2 separate regions of the Homo sapiens genome follow, and region 1 is linked to region 2. Evidence: chromatin loops called from intact Hi-C (ENCODE). Cell type or tissue: breast epithelium. All regions are shown on one strand. Each heading gives the region's core, and the rest is flanking DNA. Links, peaks and the distances in the headings are about the cores only.

Evidence for each region. Peaks named below come from ENCODE experiments on the same cell type or tissue, not always from the same donor. Only the 100,000 strongest peaks of a DNase experiment are listed, where the experiment ranks them.
Region 1: a loop joins it to region 2, with 13 times the contacts of the local background. A loop is called at or near these places in 3 of 110 quality-filtered maps.

Annotation. Positions count from the first base shown.
Region 1 is chr5:80,501,213-80,513,446 of GRCh38, reverse strand. It overlaps FAM151B (family with sequence similarity 151 member B), which reads right to left. Exons shown (of 6, transcript NM_205548.3): 2 at 11,530-11,655. It also overlaps the pseudogene RPL7P24. Among named protein-coding and RNA genes, the nearest start is that of FAM151B, 19 kb to the right of the region's middle. RefSeq lists enhancers at 1-896, 5,836-6,336. In breast epithelium, for the core only: no CTCF peak of the experiment used is centred there; no DNase peak of the experiment used is centred there.
Region 2 is chr5:80,563,962-80,574,876 of GRCh38, reverse strand. ANKRD34B (ankyrin repeat domain 34B) reads left to right here and starts at 4,597. Exons shown (of 5, transcript NM_001004441.3): 1 at 4,597-4,723; 2 at 5,770-5,917; 3 at 8,103-8,188. In breast epithelium, for the core only: no CTCF peak of the experiment used is centred there; no DNase peak of the experiment used is centred there; H3K4me3 peaks cover 1,667 bases; H3K27me3 peaks cover 3,367 bases.

The DNA.
Region 1 (12,234 bases), core at 3,441-8,440, 63 kb after region 2:
GTACACATTCTCCCTATTTTTTAGATTAGCAAACAGATGTCAAGAAGTTAAATGACTTTCCCTAAGTTACACAGATCTTAAGCTGTTGACATACAAATTCTGAATTTCTTTCTAATACCAGCAAAGTACATACATAATGAAAGGCTTAATAAGTATTTGCTGAAGCTTTCTGGGAATAAAAATCGTACTTTTATCTTCTCACTCCTCAAATTAGAAATTATGGATATTCATTGCTCATGTTTGAAAATCTACATTAAAAATTCACTTCTTTGACTTACGGTTTAGTTACTGCTTAAAAGCATACATCCTTTGAACAGGTAAGGAGCTTCAGCAGACATGGTGTAAGTATGTTCAGCAGGCTGTGACAGACTGACTCCAAGATGGCTGCCAACAACTCCTCCAGGACATGCATACCGCTCTTCCCATCAACATCCTCTTCCCTGCCTCTTCAGCTGGGCAGGTCTTGTGATGGGTTGGGGCCGTAATTCCCCAAATGCCATAATCTCGAATTTTGAAATCCCAGAAAATCAAAATCCCTAAAGTCTAAAATCCCCAAAATCACAATCCCAAAAGATCAAAATCCTGAAAATATTGGAAAAAATAATTTTAAAAATTCTTTAAAATGCATTTACTTACATTTTTTTAAATTTCTTTTTTTTTTTTTTTAGAAACAGGGTCTTACCCTGTCATCCAGGCTGATGCAGTAGCAGCATTATACTTCACCGAAGCTTTGACCTCCTGAGCTCAAGCAATCCTCCCGCCTCAGCTTCCTGAGTAGCTAGGACTACAGGTGTGTGCCACCATGCCCAGCTGATTTTTTTAAAAAATATCTGTTGTAGAGACAGGGTCTCACTATGTTGCCCAGGCTGGTCGTGAACTCTTGGGCTCAAGTAATCTTGCTTTGGCCTCCTCAAGTGCTGGGATTACAGGCATGAGCCACTGTGCCAATCCTGTTCATTTTTAAAAGGGCATTTATTTGAGAAACCTATGAAAACATGGCAGAACACTTCAGAGGCCACTTTACACAATAAAATAGGCAATAATAACACACATTTTTGCAAGCATAAACACCCAGGTATATTAATCAGTTCAGAGATATAACATGAGCAAATGAACTGTAATCATAAAGAAATAGCTTAAATAACTGCAGTCATCTGAAATAACTTGATGAACAACCTAAGTCTTTTGACAAGATCAGTCAAAAACTGTGATGGGTTGCCATCATACACATAGTCACCCAAAGAACTGTGATCTTGAGAAATTTTATCTTTCACAAATGCAGATGTACAAATGGATATCTCTTCATTTCCTGTGAAAGTTTCAACGTTTTTATCAATAAGCGCAATGGTTACACACAAAGTCAATGTTGTGAAAATGCAGCTCTGTGGAGTCAAATTTGAAAAAAATGCATAAAACAAATTAGAACACTCTAAGAGTCTTTATACAATCTATACCTCCAATACCAGAAACAATGCAAAGATGAATTATGTAGCATAGTGAATTATAAAAAACAATGCTGACCATTTAAAATAGTGGAAATGGCCAAGCATGGTGGCTCACGCTTATAATCCTAGCACTTTGGGAGGCTGAGGCAGGCAGATCACCTGAGGTCAGGAGTTTGAGACCAACCTGGCCAACATGGAGAAACCCCGTATCCACTAAAAACTCAAAATTTAGCCAAGTGTGGTGGCAGGCGCCTGTAATCCCAGCTACTCAGGAGGCTGAGGCAGGAGAATCACTTGAACCCAGGAGGCGGAAGTTGCAGTGAGCTGAGATTGTGCCACTGCACTCCAGCCTGGCCAACAGAGCAAGACTCCTGTCTCAAAAAAAAATTTTTTTTAAAGATAAATAATAAAATAGTGGGCAAAAACGAAAAAGAAGCTTTGACACATGAAAAAAGTGGGATAGATGACAGGTAATCGCACAAGTGTACTCCATAAGAGGTGGCCAACCTGCACTGCAATAAATAGTTGCTTTCTTCTTTCCTTTTTTTTTTTTTTTTTTTTTTTTTGAGACAGAGTCTCACTCTATTGCAACCTGAAACTCTTGGGCTCCAGGGATCCTCCTGCCTCAGCCTCCTGAGTAGCCAGGACTACAAGCATGCACCACCACACCCTGCTAATTTTTCTAAATTTTTAGTAGAGATGAGGTCTCACTGTGTTGCCCAGGTTGGTCTCAAACTCCTGGACTCAAATGATTCTCTCACCTCTGCCTCTCAAAGTGCTAAGATTCCAGGTGAGAGCCACCACACCCGGCCACATTTTTTCTTTTAGGGCATGAGTCTCCTTGGAGGATACATTCAGATTCATTTTCTATGTGGCGCTGTTTTTTCTCAACTTCTTCTATGATTTGATATGCACCTGCATGAGTATTCCCTATTAAACTTTCCGATCTTCTGTGCCATGTTTCTATGCTGTTTTGGGTATGTGGAAATCCATTTCACATGCACTTATATGCAGATCACAAATTTGGTGGAAACAATACTGATGGTCAAACAGCAACTCCAGGGCATGTCTTCTTATCCGACCATGCACGTCATTATCTTCAAACCAGTCAGTAATTTCTCTGGCTTCTTCATGCAAATGCAGCTTTAATTTACTAAAAGCTCCTAGAATTTCATCAGCGGGAAGGAATGCCAATACAGATCCATAAGGCATTTTAAACTGAAGTTTTTGTCACTGCCATCTCACGTGACCAATCCACTCATCTGAGTTTTCTGTTAAAGGCATCAGGCTGAATGAAAAAGACAAACTTTACTGGTAACAACTTGAAATTCACTCTTATAAGCCTTGATTGCACCTAATTCTAAATCTATCATTATAGTTTGGGGATTCAATTAGATATTAAGGATTTTAGGCTATGGATTTTGATCTTTCAGCATTTCAACACTTGGGATATGGCATTTGGGATTGTGTCTTTTGGGATTATGATTGGCACCACTTGTGATCTGCTTTGACCAACAGAAGGTAGTGGAAATAAAACTGTCAGTTCTAGGCCTAGCCTTTAAAACTGCTGGCACCTTCAGTTTTCTTACTCTTGAAATCCAGCCACCATGTAAAGACATTCATGCAAGATTACCGAAGACTGAGAGACCACATAGAGAGAGAGAAGCCACGTGGAGGAGAACTAAGACTTCCTATCTGACAGAGAGCATTAAGGCCACTGACATATGAGTGAGGTCATTTTAGAATTTCCAGGCCCAGCTGGGCACCCAGCTGAATGCAGCTACATGAACGTCCTAAGCCCGTACTACATGCAACAGAACCACCAGCTGACCCATAAAATCATCAGAAAAAAATACAGCACTGCTATTTTAAGTCACTCATTTTTGGGTATTCTATTACACAGCAATAGATAAAAAGCAATAGGTAGCTGGAAGTGGAGTGTTGCCATATCAAAAACCTGAAACATGTGGCATTGGCTTTGTGACCTGGTGGAGGCTAAGAAAGGCAAGGAGGGAACTGTTCATGGAAGCTGGAAGAGCAGTGCAGAAATTCTTACTGGAAGCTTGAGAACAATAAGCTCATTTTATTGTTTTCCATAGTGGTAAAACTTCTGGCAACACTGTCACTGTAGCAACTGGTGGAAGATAGACAGGATACCCAGTGAACCTGTGTATTTGGCTAAAGAGGTTTCCAGGGGAAATGGTGAAAGTGGCAACTGGCTTCTTTTAACTGCTTATAATAAAGAATGAGAAGAAAGAGCTAAGCTAAATAATTAACGTTTCAGATTTTCAGCAGCATATAGAGAAAATATTTCCAAATCAGGACTTTCTGAATTTGAAAATAAAACTGTTTCTTATTCCTGTCCTCTCCAGCTGGCAAGAGATTCTCAAAGTAAGAGACAGTCTCGGGCCAAAATTTAAATCTAGGGTGTTGCCTGTCTTAGTCTGTGTTATACTGTGATGACAGAATAACACAGACTGGGTAATTTATAATAAACAGACATTTATTGGCTCACCATTCTGGAGGCTGGGAAATCCAATATCAAAGTGCTGATACTTAAAGAGGGCCTTCTCACTGCATTTTCATCTGGTGGAAGGCGGAGCGAGAGAACACCCACTTTCCAAAGTCCTTTAAATATGGCATTAAACCCACCCATGAAGGTGGACCCCTCATGGCCTAATCACCTCGCAGCAGTGTTACACTGGCAATTAAATTTCAACATGAAGCCAGAGTGGTGGCTTACTCCTGTAATCCCAGCACTTTGGGAGCCAGAGGCAGGAGGATCACTTGAGCATAGGAGTTCAAGACCAGCCTGGGCAACATAGCGAGACCTCATCTCTACTGGAAAAAAAAAAAAATTAGCCAGGCATGCTGGTGGCACACGCCTGTAGTCCCAGCTACTTAGAAGGCTGAGGAGGGAGAATCGCTTAAGCCTAAGAGGTCAAGGCTGTAGTGAGCTGTGATTGCGTCACTGCACTACGGCCTGGGTGACAGAGTGAGACGTTGTCTCTTAAAAAAAAAAATTTCAACATGAGTTTTGGATGGAACAAACATTCAAACCATAGCACCAGTAAAACATGGCCTCAGTGTCAATATCAAGCCAAGGGTACAACCATATGACCCTTTATTAAGCCCTCAGAAAGAAGGTGCCTCATGTAGCCACATAGCTAGATATGGAATCTTCTGGAATCTTAAGGGTGTTGTCCACTGCACCTTAACTTGCATACCAAAGTAGAGAGAGGTCTACCTCAAAGAGACGGGGGTGTGGCTTCTGATTAAATTTAATATATTAAAAGCCCACTATATTTTTAAGGGAGATATAACTACTTGGACACAAAAGGACAGAGATAGTTCAAAACGAAAAGAGGTCTGTGGGCTCCCAAATTTCTACAGGCAGGGAACAGGCTAAGAAAGCTACTCAGCTGCAAATATAAGCCAATTTCCAAAAAGCACACAAAGAGATGCTCACCAGCATTAGTCTTTAGGGGATGCAAATCTACACCACAATGAGATACCAATTCATATACACTTAGCTGGCTATAATTAAAAAAAAAAAGTACAATAACAAGTGTTGGCAAAGATGTGGAGAAACTAGAACCCTTATCCACACTGCTAGGAGGAATGTAAAAAGGAGCAGGCACTTTGGAAAAGTTTGGCAGTTCTTTAAAAAGTTAAACATATAGTTACCATGTGACCCAGGAATTCTACTCCTAGACATATAAGCAAGAGAACTGAAAACACATGTCTACAAAAACACCTGTATGTGAATGCTCATAGCAGCAGTAATCATAGTAGCAAAAAAGGGAAACAACCAATGTCTACCAGTTGATGAATGGATAAACAAAATGTGGTATATCTACATACAAAAATGATTCAGTCATAAAAAGGAATAAAGAACTGATACACACTAGAAAACAGCTGAACTTTGAAAACATACTAATTGAAGAAGCCAGTCACAAAAGGCCACATAGGAAGGTGCTTCCCTGAATTTTGATTCTGGAGTCAGGAAAAGTCTTTTTGAGGAAGTGACAATTCAGCCGATACCAAAGGATCAGCTTAAGGGGTTAGCAAGGCAGAGTGTGGGGAAAAGAGCTTTCCAGGAAAGAATGTGTGTGACAGCCCAAGGAGGAGGGAGCGTAGCCATGCAAGGCACTGCTGTGAGGCCAGTGTGGGAATTTCTAGGAATGTGAAAACACTGTGAAGGTGGACTTGGAGACACAGGCCAGTCTGTGCAGGCCCTTCAGGTTATTGAAGTAGTTTGAAGATGCCAATAAATAGCACCCCTTTCTCCAAATGGATCTGTTTTTTGTTTGTTTGTTTTGAGACAGAGTCTCGTTCTGTCGCCCAGGCTGGAATGCAGTGGCATGATCTCAGCTCACTGCAGCCTCTGTCTCCTGGGTTCAAGCAATTCTCCTGCCTGAGCCTCCCAAGTAGCTGGGATTACAGGCATGCACCACCATGCCCAGCTAATTTTTGTATTTTTAGTAGAGACGGGGTTTCTCCATGTTGCCCAGGCTGGTCTCAAACTCCTGGTCTCAAGCAATCCACCTGCCTTGGCCTCCCAAAGTGCTGGGATTATAGGCGTGAACCACCACACCTGGCCTCCAAGTGGATCTTGAGAAATAAAATAGCCAAGTTAAGTAGACAGGGATCAAAGTATACTTGTATTACCTCTAAAGCTAGGTCAGAGGACACAGCTTAGTTGAGAACTAAATAAGCCTGTGCCTGCTACCTGCTAACTGCCACAGTCACCCTCTAGTCCAAATCTTGGAACAGCCCCTTTGAAGCAAAGTTCTAACAAATACAAATATCCAGATGGCTGCTTCCCAGTGGAAGAGAAGAGCTCACTCCCTTGTCCAGCACATTTTTTTTTTTTTTTTTTTGAGATGGAGTCTCACCCTGTTACCCAGGCTGGAGTGCAGTGGCATGATCTTGGCTCACTGCAACCTCTGCTTCCTGGGTTCAAGCAATTCTCCTGCCTCAGCCTCCCAAATAGCTGGGACTACAGGCATGCACCACCATGCACAGCTAATTTTTGTATTTTTAGTAGAGACGGAGGTTCACCATGTTGGCCAGGCTGGTCTCGACCTCCCAAAGTGCTGGGAGTACAGGCGTGAGCCACCTTGCTTGGCCTAGTGCATTTGATAGATTAGCTCCACCCAGTCAAGAACTACAAATCAAAACAATCTCTCAACCTCTATGAGAGAAATAAACAGTGAGGCAAGAGGTCAAAGCCTTTAGGGAAAAAAATCTCTCCTCTTGGAAACCAGAGCAGTAGAACCAAACATGTTTCTATCTAGCAATTATATTAAAGATTTTAAATGGAACACCATTTGAGACCAATAAAGAGGCTTGATTTATGTTTAAATATACCACTTTGGATGCTGGGTGGAAAATAAAATAGACAGGGGCAAGTGTGGAAGCAGGGAAAATAATCTATCCAATTAGGATGGACTCATAGATCTACTGGATGCTTCTGGCGGCAAATAAATAGAAATTCAGATTCAAGCTAGTAGATTTATCATCTCAAATAACTAAAAGTCCAGGGGTCAGGTGAGCTTTAAGTGTGGTACAATCAGCAGCTCAGTGATGTTATTGTGATCTTTATGTCTCTTTTCTTCACTGTCCTTGGTGTCGTCTTCATCGTAAGGCTAATTTCATCTCATGATTTTAAGACAGCTACCAATAATCACTAGGGCTACATATTTTCATGTTCACATACTTCAATTTTAAGATATAAAACTTCTTTGGTAATTATAATTACTTTACTTGAGTCTAATTGAGCCCAGTTTGATCACTTGCCCACCATGGGAGCAATATGAATCATCAGGAAAACTTCAAGTGCTGATTAACTTATTGTAATGCACCCCTGGAGCTACAAATGGAACCAGTTTCCATATGCTTGTATGGAGCAGAAATGGATACCTTAATAAAAGTAAAGTTCTTGGCCGGGCGTGGTGGCTCACACCTGTAATCCCAGCACTTCGCGAGGCCAAGGCAGGCGGATCATGAGGTCAGGAGTTCGAGACCAGTCTGGCCAACACGGTGAAATCTCGTCTCTACAAAAAATACAAAAAATTAGCCGGGTGTGGTGGTGTGAGCCTGTAATCCCAGCTACTCGGGAGGCTGAAGCAGGAGAATCACGTGAATACAGGAGGCAGAGGTTGCAGTGAGCCGAGATTGTGCCATTTCCCTCCAGCCCAGATGACAGTGCGAGACTCTGTCTCAAAAAAAAAAAAAAAAAAAAAAAAATTCTTATAGGAAGAAAGAAAAGGGGACTGGTGATGTAGTAAGAACTCAATGGATGTGGCTGGGTGCGGTGGCTCACGCCTGTAATCCCAGCAAGTTAGGAGGCCGAGGCGGGCAGATCACGAGGTCAGGAGATCGAGACCATCCTGGCTAACACAGTGAAACCCCGTCTCTACTAAAAATACAAAAAATTAGCCAGGCGTGATGGCGGGTGCCTGCAGTCCCAGCTACTTGGGAGGCTGAGGCAGGAGAATGGTGTGAACCCAGGAGGCGGAGCTTGCAGTGAGCCGAGATCGTGCCACTGCACTCCAGCCTGGGTGACAGAGTGAGACTCTGTCTCAAAAAAGAAAAAAAAAAAGAACTCAATGGATGTTTGCTATGTCTCTCTTCTCTAAGCTATACCATATTTAGGATCTTTTAATTACAGTGAGGCAAAGCATAAAATAACAAAATGGCTGGGTGTGGTGCTCACACCTGTAATCCCAGCACTTTGGGAGGCTGAGGCAGGAGGACTGCTTGCAGCCAGGAGTTTGGGACCAGACTCTCTACAAAAAATAAAAATAAAGAAATAAACACCAAAACACCAAGACCAATCAAAGAGTTTTATACTCCTTTTATTCTCTATCAAATGCAATTCTAAGCAATGTCCAGGTACTATCCAAACAGCTTCCAGCCCTCTGCCAAAGGTGGAATTCTTCAACCATGTGAATAGTGCTGAGTCCTGATGTTTGTGTGGCTTATCTCGCCAGGGGGAGGGCAGATACAGAGAAGTTGTTCTTTCACCCTATGGCCAAACTTCTGCAAGGACAACAGGGCAAGTGAATTTGCAGAAAGATAGATGATCTAGTCTTTTATTATTTTCCCAGGATGAAGTTGGGGAAGGGGGTTGTAGGTCTCCTTTATCAGTGTGGTTATAAAGGGGCACAAAAGCTTGGAATCTTTCATTTAAGAGTGATAGTCTAATCCCAGCACTTTGGGAGGCCAAGGAGGGCAGATCAGGAGATCAGGAGATGGAGACCATCCTAGCCAACATGGTGAAACCCCATCTCTACTAAAAATACAAAAATTAGCTGGGCATGGTGGCACATGCCCATAGTCCCAGCTACTCAGAGGCTGAGGCAGGAGGATGGCTTGAACCCGGGAGGCAGAGGTTGCAGTGAGCATAGATCGTGCCACTGCACTCCAGCCTGGCGACAGATCAAGACTCCATCTCAAAAAAAAAAAAAAAAAAAAAAAAAGAGTAATAGTCGCAGTCTGCTAATTCCATTATTTCCAATAGATAGAAAAAAAATCAGTAAATGGGCAAGTTGAGGAGTCTCTGGGCCCATGTAAAGTATGTTCCTAAGGTCTCCTACATGAAAAAAAAGGGGGAACTACAGCAGTATGAGCAAGAAATCCTGGTGGCTTCTAGGATAATGATAAGAAAGATGGAAAGAAAGATGTGGACTAATTCAAAATGTATTTTGGAATAGAATCATAATGATTGGATATTAGATACAAGAATAAAGAAAGGAGCGAAAAAATGACTCCTAGATTTCTGGTTGAAACATCTAAGTAGATTGTGGTGCCATTTCCTGAGACAAGAAAGATCACAGGAAGTGCAGGTTAGTAAATATAGTCAAGAATCTCATTTCGGATAACGTAAATTTGAGACGCATGAGAGATCTCTAAGTGGAAACATCAATAAGCAGTTGGATGGACTAATATTAACAGTCCTAACAAGAGAGGGAGACCTGGCCTGGAGACACAGAAGATACAGAAGCTGCCCAGCCCCTCTCCCTAGTCTTCCATCCATAGCCTGTGGGTAGAAGACTTTTAAAAGTCAGGGCACACTTCTGCTTGGGAGACTGCATGGTTCTAATAGTCTCATATAACAGGGACAGCAAGAGGAGGAAGTCTGTATATCAAGGCATACGTTGCCTCACCCACAGGAGCTCCAGCTTGTGACCATGGCCAGACTTTGCCTTGCTTCATCAACTCCTGTTCAGCATAGCAAAAGTAACTTTTCACCATCCCCAGGCTATGATGGCAAAAGGGCTTTGTATATACTATTATTATACAAATTGTAAAATTTTTTAAGTTGTATTTCTAGATTTTCAGTTATTAGAAAAAAACAGAATTTATTTTCTATTTTGACCTTGAATCCTGAGATTTTCTTTTCTTTGCTTTCTTTCTTTTTTTTTGAGACAAGGTCCTCACTCTGTCACCTAGGTTGGAGTGCAATGGTGCAATCACAGCTCACTGCAGCCTCCAGCTCTTGGGCTCAATCGATCCTCCTGACTCAGCTTCCTGAGTAGCTGTGACTACAGGTACATGCCACCATGCCCGGCTAATTTTTCTATTTTTTGTAGAGACAGGGTCTCACTATGTTGCCTAAGCTGATCTTCAACTCCTGGGGTCAAATGATCCACCCAACTTGGCTTCCCAAAGTGCTGGGATTACAGGCATGAGCCACCGCCCTGACCACATCCTGAGATTTTCTAAGTTCACCTATTTATTATGATCATTTATCTATAGAATCTTTTTTGTTTTCTATAAACACAATCATACTGTCTGTGAATAAAGGTTTTATTTCTTCCTTTCCTATCATTTTTTTCATTTTTAAAAACTGAGACATAATTTACATACTATAAAATTCACCCTTTTAAAGTGAACCCTTTAGTGGTTTTTATTTAGCGTATTCAGAAGGTTATGTAACTATAACCACTCTCTAATTCTAGAAAAATTTCATCATCCAAAAAAGAAACCCTGTACTCATTAGCATTGACTCCTTACAGTTCCTGACAATCATTAAGCAACCATTTCCTGAGGCATCAATTTTGCTAAAATTCATTTACTAAATAATCACTGTGTAGTTATTATATGCTACGCACTGTTTCAGGCATTAAGGATTCAACATGAAACAAGACAAAATTCTTCCTTTTGAGGAGAAAAATACAATTTAAAACAGTGTTTTGACAATAAAAGAAGCTGAGATATATAATGAATTAGGATGCAAAAATGCATACACTTTTATAATAAAATATGGAATTTCAAGGTAATTTCTTGTTGGACCAGATACTGCAAGCTCTGCCCCGGCCCTGTAGTGATATGCTTTCTTTCTCCTTTCCTGCTGCAGCCAACATGAGCACTTTATAGGAAAAGGCTGAGAAACACTGCTATAATGTTCATCTGTATAATGAAGGGATATACATACAATGATTACAGGTTGAATCAGTAAACCAAAGACTTGATTTCTAGCTTAGGCATAAATATTGCCCAATTATTTATTAATTATAAATTGGTATACAATGCCTTCATCCATCCATTGAACAAATATTGAGTGGGTTTCTCATTAGTACATGATGAAAGACATAAAAATATGTAAGATACATGGTCCTGATCTTAAAAGTTTTACTCAAATCACTACATACATAAGAAAATATAATAATATATGAGAGTTTCGAATCAGACATAACAGGCAAATTGCTTCTAGAAAATAAGAAAATTCTTTCATTATGCAATTTGTCCATTTTGTAAACAAAATGAAACACTTTATAAAAATGTTCAGCCTGGTGTGATGGCTCACAGATTACCTGAGCCCAGGAGTTTGAGCCTGCAATGAGCTGTGATTACACCTTTGTTTTCCAGCCTGGGCAACAGAGAGAGACTATGTCTCTAAAAATGAATAAATAATAATTAAATAATAAATAAAAATAAATAAAATACTCATGTCAGCCTGGAACTTACACTTGGATCACCTGTCTCTAGTATCTGCAAATATACCTAGATATCAAAAAAGGAGTTGAATTAATCTATTATCCAAAGTAAATTACAAGTAACTGTACTGACTTACTTTTCAGTGCCTCATTTGTTTGTGCCTTGTGGTTAGCTGCATGATACCAGGTGATCTCAGCACCGTCTTCTGCTGTAATCTGGCTATTTCTCAGAAAATATTCCAGTATATTTTCACTCCAAGATCCTAAAATAACAGTGTTTACATGAAAAGTGATATTGTTTTTTATAGGGTAAAATTTTTAAAATCACTTTCATTGTGTATATTTAAGATACACATATGCTGTTATGTGATATATATATATAGATAGATAGATAGATAGTAAAAAGGTTACTATAATGAAGCAAATTAACATATCCATCATCTCACATATCTGTTTTCTCTGTGTGGCAAGAACAGCTAAAATCTCATTTAACACGAATCCCTTATATACAGTACAATTTTATTACCTGGAGTCCTCATGTTGCACATTAGATCTTGACTTGTTCATCTTTTTTTTTTTTTTTTTTTTTCAATTTGAGAGCAGGTACTGTTTACTAACTGACCAGCTTAGAAAAATAATCATGGTAGACATCTTATTTCATTCTTCTAGTAAGCCTGTTGATCTGGTCCTCCCTGTTGCCAGCATCTCCACCTTCTACAAAATGGGTGGTCTCTCGGCCGGGCGCGGTGGCTCACGCCTGTAATCCCAGCACTTTGGGAGGCTGAGGTGGGCGGATTACCTGAGGTCAGGAGTTGGAGAGCAGCCTGGCCAACATGGTGGAA
Region 2 (10,915 bases), core at 1,424-6,423:
AGCTTAGAATTCTGTTTTCTTTAATAAAATATTAATGAAATGATGATAACTACGATACTGATAACCATGGAACTTTAAAAAAAATTGTATAAATTTAAGGGCGCAAGTGCAGTTCTGTTACATGGAAATGCCGGGTAGTGGTGAAGTCTAAGCCTCTAGTGTAACTATTACCCCAAAAATGTACATTGCACCCACTGAGTAATTTCTCATTCCTCACCCCTCTCCCATACCCTCATACTCTTCTAAGTCTTCCAAGTCTATTATTCTATACTCTATGTCCATGTCTACACATTACTTAGCTCAACCATGGGATTTTAAATTCAAGATGTCAGACTAACCACACGTTTCTCTGTCCAGGTGAGGGGTGAGAAATTACTCAATAGGTGCAATGTACATGTTTTGGGTAATGGTTACACTAAAGGCTGGATCTAAATTAAATTGGCAGTAAGTGAATTGTAAAATAGTATAAACCACAATTGTGAAGAGAACTGGGGTGATTTCATCAGTAGACTAGAATTTTCAGCTGATTTCTAGAAGACAGAAAGTAGATGGAGGGGTTTCTGATGAAAATGTTTATCAAACACATGCATCTACTTTTTTTTTTCTTTGAGATGGAGTCTCATTCTGTTGCCCAGGCTGGAGTGCAGTGGTGCAGTCTCAGCTCACTGCAACCTCTGCCTCCTGGGTTCAAGCAATTCTCCTGCCTCAGTCTCCCAAGCAGTTGGGATTACAGGTGCATGCCACCATGCCCAGCTAATTTTTTGTATTTTTCTTTTTTAATAGAGATGGGGTTTCACCACGTTGGCCAGGCTGGTCTCGAACTCCCGACTTCAGATGATCCACCCACTTTGGCCTCCCAAAGTGCTGGGATTACAGGCATGAGCCACCACGCCTGGCCCAAGCATCTACTTCTACTTGTTTCTAAAATATATTTTTTGATGGCATAAAACCATGAGGACAGGGAGTCTCACATTCCAGAGAATCCCAGTCTATCACTCACAAAGTAGGATGTATCCAATTTGGTTTGAATGGCTTGGGTCGGTTCTGGGTCCTCAGCTTCCATGACCTCAGGTCGTAGTGAATCTACACTCCAGGGAGGTGGAGCCACACAAAGGACAGCGGGAAGAGCTGGGAGCTTCCTTCTGTTCCTGTTTCCTCTCCTGAGGCTTCTTAGGTGAATCATGGAGCTTTGCTCCCTGGCAGTCCCTTTGCTAAAATGAGGATAAAAACATCTGTCCTCTCTCCTTCAGGGGTGTAGTTGCTGGACTAAACTGAGATCAGAAGTAGGTATAATCTAGAAATTCTCATTCTCAGACTTTGAATGTTAAAATCATCTCCCTTTAACATTCAGATTACAACGATGGCATGGACTGGCCTGCCCAGGTTACCAGATGAGCTTTGTAGTCTAATCCAGACCTCCCCTTAACTCTCCTGCTGTGGAAGTCAGTCCTCATAATTCCACCATTGTGGCATGTGATGCGACACTGTCCACTGACCACAGGGCCTTTCCCACTGTAAAATGTGATGTGTTCACCACTGTTTAACTGCTGTTACCAACTCCCACGAAGGAGGATCTGCCTTCTCTAACATGTCACTCAGCATGGGTGCCCCCAGGCACAAATCACGTAGTGCCAGCAGGTTGGTGGTGGCTAGAAGTGGTGTTCCAGCATCAGCCCTCCTCTCCTGCCCACCAGTCCTGGCACAGCACCCAGGTCAACAGTAAAAATCCTACAGGTAAATTGTATCTGGGATACAATGTAAATTGTAAATTCATTATCCTCTGTTTATTCAGTCCATCCTCCATTCATGCAACATGTTCCAATATCCTGCTGATAGGTGTGGTGGGTTGAGTAATGAACCGCCATAGAGTTTAATGTCCTAATCTCTAGAATCTATGAATATGTTACCCTACAGGCCAAATTAATTTTGCAGCTGTGATTAAATGAAGGATTTTGAAATGGAAGATCATCCAAGTGGGTCCAGTGTCATCACAAAGGTCCTCCAGAGTGAGGCAGGAGAGTCAGAGGGAGAGAAGGAAGCAGAGGGAGAGAGAGACATGTAACAACAGAAGCGTGGCAGTGGGGAGAGGAGGGCAGGGAGGGAGAGAGAGGGAGAGACAGATATTGAAGATGGAGGAAGGGGCCACCAGCCAAAGAATGCAGATGGCCTCTAAAAGCTAGAAAGGGCAAGGAAACAGATTGTCCCCTGGAACCCCCAAAAGTAATGCAATCTTGCTGAGACTCTGGTTTTAACCACATAAAATTCAACTTGGACTTCTGACCTCCCGAACTGTAAGAGGATAAATCTGTGTTCTTTAAGCCACAATAAGTTCGTGGTGATTTTGTTTGTGGTAACAAGCAGCAATAGAAAACTAATAAAGTAGAAGTGAAAATTGGATCATCTGCTTTGAAAAGCTGTTTGGTGGCATCTCCAGAAGCTGAACATATGCCTACATCATGACTCACAATTCCACTCCTAGGTATGTACCCAACAGAAATAAGTATATATGGTCACCAAAAGACATCTATTTTAATGTTCATAGCAGCATTATTTGTAATGTCCCAAACCTGAGAATTACCCAAATGTCTATCAGTAGTAAAATGAATAAGCAATTGAGGCACAATCACAAAACGGAATACTATACAGCAAAAAGAATAAACAGACTACAGCCACACACAGTATGCATCTCTTAATCATACTATTAGTGAAAGAGGCCAGTCAACAGAGTGATTCAATCACTATAAAGTACAAAAAGAAACAAAACTACTCTATGCTGTTTGAAGCCACCACTCCCTCCAATGAGAAATCTGAAGAGGGAGTGTTGTGAGGGTACTGGTAATGTTCTGCTTCTTGATCTGGATGATGCTCATTTTGTGCAAAATCATCGGACTTGTGAAATGTGTGTCTTTTTTTTTGAGATGAAGTCTGGCCCTGTGGCCCAGGCTGGAGTGCAGTGGCACTATCTCGGCTCACTGCAGTTGCTGCCTCCTGGGTTCAAGTGATTCTCCTGCCCAAGCCTCCCCAGTAGCTGGGATTACAGGCATAAACCACAACACCTGGCTAATTTTTGTATTTTTGTAGAGATGGGGTTTCATCACGTTGGCCAGGCTGGTCTTGAACTCCTGACCTGGAAGTGATTCACCCTCCTTGGCCTCCCAAAGTGCTGGGATTACAGGCATGAGCCACAGCACTCAGCCAAAATATTTGCCTTTTAATAGGTACACTGCACATTGATGAAATTTTTTTAAGAGAACAGTCGGAGGTGGTAAGGGGGAGGAGCCCCGTGCCTTCATGCAAATTGGCTCAGTCTTCCTGGTAACCTCCAAACAAACAGCTGTAGGCAAAGGGCAGCCCAGATATAGGATTCAAACTCCCTAGAGCCTAACTTTGGGGTAAAGCACCCTGTGCAATTGCTTTGCATATGTTTACTAAATGAGGACCCTTTAGGTCCTCATTTCGGAGAGATCTTTTCTTTAATAAAGGAAGCCTGACCAGAGATAAATCTACTTTTCCCGAGAACTCAAAACTATAAACAAGTTTTGATTGACATTATCTGAATAACAAAAATAGTGATGGCCTTTCTCCACCAGACCCTCCAAGATAAATGAAGAGTTAAAAACTTTGCTTCTGGCCGGGCGTTGTGGCTCACACCTGTAATCCCGGCACTTTGGGAGGCCGAGGTGGGTGGATCACTTGAGGTCAGGAGTTCGAGACCAGCCTGGGCAACATGGTGAAACCCCATCTCTACTAAAAATACAAAAATTGGCCAGGCGTGATGGTGCACACCTGTCATCCCTGCTACTCCAGAGGCTGGCTCATGAGAATCGGTTGAACCCAGGAGGCAGAGGTTGCAGTGAGCCGAGATCACACCACTGCACTCCAGCCTGGGTGACAGAATGAGACTCCGTCTCAAAAAAACCAAAAACTAAAAACGACAGAAAAAGTTGCTTCTGCTTCATTTCCTTTTCATCTCTCAGTAGAGTTTAACATATGAAATGTATTTTTCGAAATTTTGTTAATATGTTTATTCATGTTTTAATAATAGCATAATAACCTTATAAATTCCTAAAGACGTAAATAAGAACGGTTGTTCCCACTAACACCCCAACCTGAAGTGTGGCTCTGGCTTTACCTGAAGTGGGTACAGGGATGCGGAGGGGTGGAAGGACCGGTGGGGACAGATGGACCCATGAACCAGCGGGTGGATGTGAGCTGAGGGGAGGGATACGGACTGGAGGAGCCAAAGCCCGTGACGTAGGGGTGCGTGCTTCCCTCAATGGGGAGACCCTGCTGCCGCTGTTGTTGGCCAAGTCGCCGTGGCCGAAGCGCGGTGGCCGAAGCGGGGGACGGGGGTGGGACTTACGGGGACAGAAGGCGGAGCTTCCAGCAGCTGCTGGCCCCCCTGGGTCCAGAGGAGCCTTGCCGCCCTCACCTGCGCAGAGCCTGGAGCCGACGCGTCACCCCCAGCGGAAGCGCCTCGCTGCCCGGGCGTCTGGCGAGGTGTGCGCTCCGGGTCCCAGCTCCAGCGCTTCGCGGCAGTCGCCCGCCTCTTTCCGCAAGCAGGGCGGGGACTGGGCGGCATCTACCGAGATCTGCGATTCGAGGCGCCGAGGAGCCGAAGACCACAGCTCAGCTCAGACGGCGCCCTAGGGCCGCACAGAGGGTCGGGCAGTGCCGGAGAGAGGTTTGAAAGCGCCGCCGCCAACTCGACAGCGCGTCCCAGGTCAGTGTGAGGCGCCGTCCCTGCCGGCTGCACTTGGGAAACTTTGGCTTGCAGTGGCGGCTGCCGGGAGGAGGACATCGAGGGCGCAGCGTGGAACCCAGCGGCCCGCACGGCCTCAGTGCTCCCTGCCCGGTGCGCGCAAGCCCCTGAAGCCCGCACCTCCCGCTCACCCTGACATTGCAGTGCCCCGAGCAGGATGAGAGACCCAGGGCCAGCCGAGGGCCGCCGGGCTGCAGGGGCCTCCCGAGAGACTCTGCCCCGCCACCCCGGGGCGCGCTCCACGCGAGCTCACCCTCGCGCCTCCTGCCTTTCCCACTGGTTCTCGGTTCCAGTTTTGCGGCCGCTGGGGCTTGGACTCCGCGGGGATGCGGGTTCCGCCTCCTTCTCAGCCTCGCCGAGCGGCGGGAACCGGCGAGGGCTGCCCGGCCGCGGGGTGTCGAGGAGGATGCGGGGCGGGGGGCCTGATGGGCGAAGGTCGGCGCAGCAGCGGGAGCGGCGCGCGCTGGGCCGCAAGAGCGCGCGGGTCGGAGGGGCTGACTTGGGCGCGTCTCCGGAGGGGCTGACTTGGGCGCGTCTCCGCAGGTGCCTCGGCAGCTGGGCAGCAGGAGGTGCCGGCTGGGCGCTGGGGGCGGGCTGGGGACTGCGGAGCCCTTTGCAGCTTCCAGGAGCTCCTGCTTCCAGGAGCCACACAGGGGCGGGCAGCCGGTTCCCGCCCTTCTCAGGTGCGCACAGCCTTGGCACCAGGATACCGGACCCCCTTAGCAGAGAGCCGGGTGCAGAGGTGCGCCTGCTCCGGGATGGGGGCAGTGGCTGCGCCCCTCAGACGCACCATTTCCCAAGGGAGGGCCGCGTCCGGCCGGCGGGCGAGCGGCGCAGGGACCGCTCCGCAGCGGCTGTGGGCAGAACCCGTTTTCATGGATGGTGATCGCCTTAGCCCGCCAGCTGCCTGCCCTGGCTCAGAGATGAGGCGACGAAACGCGCACCCCGCCCCCATCGGTGCCCTGGAGCTGTCGCCCCAGTCACCTTCCTTTGCCCTTCTCCGACAGCGCCTTGAGCTCGCTTCCTCCTGCTCTCAGGAAAAACTGAGGAAACGCGCCTGGTTCCAGGGGTCGGCGGGGACCGTGGAGACGCTGCCAGCATCCTCAACAGCTTGGAAATCCCATCACCTTGGTTCCCTGAGACTTGGAGGACTAGGTTGGCCTCTCTCTCTCTCTCTCTCTCTCTCTCTGTGTGTGTGTGTGTGTGTGTGTGTGTGTGTGTGTGTTTTGGGGGGAGGTGAATCAGTAACAGAGGTTGGGGCATAGATGCCCCAAAGGCCTGGGGGACAGCCGAAGTAACTAGGAGAACACGGCAGCCCTTTGCGGGTATGTGTGGGAAACACAGCAAACCTTACCAGCTACGCGTCTCCTTGGACAGTTTCTAAATATTTCTTGCAAGTCAATACCAGGGAAGAATCTTTTTCTGGCCAGTCATTCCATTTTCCAGGACGACCTCAGATGCATCTTTTATTCTGTCTCTGCCCCTTTCCTTGGGTGGGAGGAGGTACACATTTGCTTGTGGCAAGCAGGCTTGCCTTATTCCAGTGTAGCTGGCCTCCCTCCTGGCCTTCGGCTGCCCACTAGGGCTCTGGGTTTTTTCAAACCCGTCTAGGAAAGGCAGGGCAGCAAACCTCCAGCTCCTGGCCCATTCTACTAATTCAAGGCTGTCCTCTTCTCTGGGACCTGTGAGCTCCCTGGACCCGTCTCTAGGCTGTGGCAGCCATCTATCTCTGCCTTTCACTCCTGCAGGGGAGCCGAGCATCGCACCACTTGGAAGTAATGTCGGAGACAGCTCTGTGTGAATCTGAGGCAGGGGTCCATAGCAAACAGGAAGTGGCCTGGAATGAGGAATGAAGAGTTTGCCTCAGATTTTCTCCAAGTGTGCATTAGAAGCACCTCCCATGGAATATGTGGGAGTGGAGCCTAGAATTTTCTTTTTAACAGGCACTCCATGTGTTTCTTATGCCCACAAAAGAAGAACCCATTGGTATAGGGAACTTAGCATCCCATCGTCAGACCCCATCAGTCCTGAGGATTCCTGTATGCAGTGCCTGTATTTGGTGATGCATGTTTGTAAATGGACATTTATTGAATTCGTAAGTAGCAAGTATGTTCGGATCTTTTAAAATCCTCACAATCATCTACTGTAAAGTAGATATTATCCCCATTTCAGGGGTGAGGAAACTAAGGCTCAGAAGAATGACCTCCCAGAGGTTGATAACTTGGAGAGATCCGGAGCCCAGGTCCCTGATACGCACCCTGCTGCCTCATCTGAGCAGTCTTTAATCCCCTTTGGGGCAGCACATAGGCAGGGACTGGGGCAAGGGCGACGGGCTGAATTTTGAGTTCAAACCCATTTGTTAAGTTCTTCCCCACCATGGCCAGATGATGAACTTTATGAGAGGAAGCGTGGATCCTATTTGGAGGTAGAGTGAAAGGCTCAAAAGAAAATAACTTTTCCTTCTTTTCTTTTCTTTTCTTTTTTTTTTTTTTTGAGACGGAGTCTTGCTTTTGTCACCCGGGCTGGAGTGCAGTGGTGCAATCTCGGCTCACTGCAACCTCCGCCTCCCGAGTTCAAGTGATTCTCCTGCCTCAGCCTCCTGAGTAGCTGGGATTACAGGCACCCGCCACAATGCCCGGCTAATTTTTGTATTTGTAGTAGAGATGGAGTTTCACCATGCTGTCCAGGCTGGTCTCAAACTCTTGACCTCAGTTGATCCGCTCCCCCTCGGCCTCCCAAAGTGCTGGGATTACAGGCATGAGCCACCATGCCCGGCCACTTTTCTGCCTTAATGAAAGGAAAACTGGGGGTGGCATGGGGACAAAAAGCCACAGGAAAGGCCTGGCCTATCGTCTCCAAGATGGCTTTGCAAGCACCTCAGCTCATGCAGCACTGCCATGTGAGATAACACACAAATCAGGCCCTCAAAACAGTCCTACTCCGTGCGAAGCTCATCCAAGAAGCAAGGTGATATTGAGATAAAGGACACAAACATGTAATTGACCTCTGGCAAACAGGTGAGTAAGATGATTGGCTTTGGGAGAGTGCCCTCACCTTTCCTTTCTCAGCCTCCTGATCTGCACCAAGTGAGTGCCGAGGCCCTTCCAACCCCAGCAGTCCTCGCATGGCAGACTCAGCCCTGCAGGCAGACACACACGGGGTTGCTGTGCATAGAATCTCCAGACACTTTACAAACTCATAATCAGTGAGATATGACTAACTGAGCAAACATTGGGGGATTTCTTAATAAGGAATTTAAAAACTAGACTCCAAATGGGAAAGATGCATGTAACAAATTATTGGTGTTTATGTAACTCTGAATAGCTTTGATTTCCTTCAGTAGGAACTGACAGCTGGCTGACAGAAAACTTATCCAGGGAGAGAAGAGACAAAAGTGAAGTGTGAAATTTTGAATAATGTTTTCAGGTAAGTTTCTATTTCCATTTAGAGTGGGTGTCTGGAAGGGTGAATGCAGTTATGGTTTGAATTTCTTTCATGTATCGACAGATATTTTTAATAGGGCTCATCTTTCCAAGATGCAATGTGTCTTACTTCCTTTTCCTGGCTTCCAGTCCCCTCGTAGCAGGGCAAGGAGCTGGGGACTTCAACGTTTGGCCTGCACATGCTCACTGAATCCCTGTTTTCAGCAAGCTGCCTCTAAGTTTGGAGCCTTTCTGATCAATTTAGAAAATAAATCTTCATTTTCTTGCCTAGGAAAGTGGTTGTCTGATTCCTGGGGTGGGATAGAATATGTAGGGGTCCAGTCGTTCTGTTCACAGACTTTCAATCATCTTCTTGTTCTAAGCCCTGATACTCATTGCCATTTTCTATGGCACTTGGGACCTCTAAGTCCTAAATGTCACAGGTCCTGTGGGTAAGCAGCCTCCCTGGGTCTATGTCCTGCAGCCTCCTCTGCTATGCTAAGGCCATTTGCCACTCCACCATCCCCCCATTTCCAGAGCTTGTTTGAAATTGCTCATCTAATGGTATCTCTCCTCCAATTTTCTTTGTTCTTAAAAATACACATATTTAAAATATTTTTTAAAAATAACTCAGTGCTTATTATTTTGGTGGCATCTTGGGCATAGAGGGAGGAACTAAAGGAGCATCGTAAATATGCCATGATGAGGTGCAAGTGATATTAAAGACACTGCAATTTTTGAATGAAAAGCAGTTTATCCAGCTGTTTAATAATTAATATCTTGTAATAATGTCGAAATGATAGTATTTGGAAATTGTAAGGGAAGTATACTTAAAGGATATGCTCTTTCCATGTTTTGCTTATTAGATTCCACTGATGTTTACCAAATGAGAAGAAGCATAGCATCTTAGAAATATGAGATCCTTAAAAAACAACATTTCCAGTATTTTATCTGTTATTTTAAATAGGCTATGGATTGGAGAGATGATAAACATTTCACAAAGCTAATTCTGAGATAAACACTTTAAAAAAGAAGAATGCAGTGAGTGTGAAGACAAAACAAGAAAGTATTTCTCTAGACAGTGTCTGATTTCATTACCACATCCCCATGGAATGCACGTTCTATGATTGTCATTCCACGCATGAGGAACTCAAGACTCCTAGAGGCTGAGAGACTTGATCAGGGCACATAGCCAATAAGTGTGAGAGTCACGATTGACACCTGTCGGATGCCTGAACTTTCTGCAGTTGAACTATTATCTGTATCGAAGGTACAACTGAATTTGGGGATTGCTTATAGTCTAGACATAACAAAGGGATTGACTGGATGTTAGTATGCTATCAGCACTCAGTGTCCAATCAGGATGCTCCAAGGAGGAAAGAACGTTCTAGGCAAGAGAAGTGGTCTTCGTCAAAAGTAGAGTTCAATTCTATGAAAAGGAAATATGTCAGACATAAATATCAGTGTTTTTGATGTACAAATGGAGAAGGTGAGATAAAAGAACCCCTGGAAAAGGATGAAGGGCTAAAGAGAAGGGGATTCTTCCATTCAGGCACTGATTACAGAAAGAACCTGAACATGTATTGTACATTTGGAGAATAAAGTATCTAACACCTTTTTTCTCTGACAAGTTTAATGTCTAGGCAATTTCAAAAGTTCTCTACTAAACGTTAAAAAGTGAGCAAACAGGCTGGGCGCAGTGGCGCACGCCTGTAATCCCAGCACTTTGGGAGGCTGAGGCAGGCAGATCACCTGAGGTTGGGAATTCGGGATCAGCCTGACCAACGTGAAGAAACCCCATCTCTACTAAAAATACAAAATTAGCTGGGTGTGGTGGCACACACCTGTAATCCCAGCTACTCCAGAGGCTGAGGCAGGAGAATCACTTGAACCCAGGAGGCGGAGGTTACAGTGAGCCGAGATTGTGCCATTGCACTCCAGCCTGGGCAACAACAGCGAAACACCATCTCAAAAAAAAAAAAAAAAAAAAGAAGTGAGCAAACAAAGTGGCTTTAAAAGTCTTTATAATGAGGAAAAAGTCAACCTCATGGGGCTGGTTTTGCTGGACACTCCCCCAGTCCTCAGAGGAGAGGGTCTGCCTATGTCCACATTGCAGGTGGATTAGGCAGCGAGTTGGTTCCACTGCTCAACTTCTCTGAGACCCTGGAGCCCACAGCACCCTCTTTTTCCACAAGACTGTGATGGGGCCACTGTCCTCCTTAGGCACGGCCGTCGCCAGCATAGTACCGGCTCCTCTTCTTCTCCCAGAACCTCCTGACACCAACCTTGGTGAAAGAAAAGCTGTGACAGTAAGTGCTCAGGTTTAGTGTTGTGGAGAAAGGCCTTTACTGGAGGATGATAGCTGAAAAGTAGAAAGTCTTGGCTGGGCATGGCGGCTCACACCTGTAATCCCAACACTTTGGGAGGCTGAGGTGGGAGGATCGTTTGAGGCCAGGAGATCAAGACCAGCCTGGACAATATAGCAAGAACCTGTGCCAAAAAATAAAATAAAATATTTAAAAAAATGTTTTAAGTAAAATACCTTCCCCTAAAGATTCTGCTAAGACTTTAAAAACTAAAAACAAGATTGACCTAAACACTAGAAACTCTAAGAGAGTATAATATTGAAATCTGGTATCTGGCAACTTGTTCTCATTTGAATATCTGTTTCTCAAATGCTACTTTTGGTCAAACAATTTTTTTAAATGACTGATACTGTATAGCAATTGAA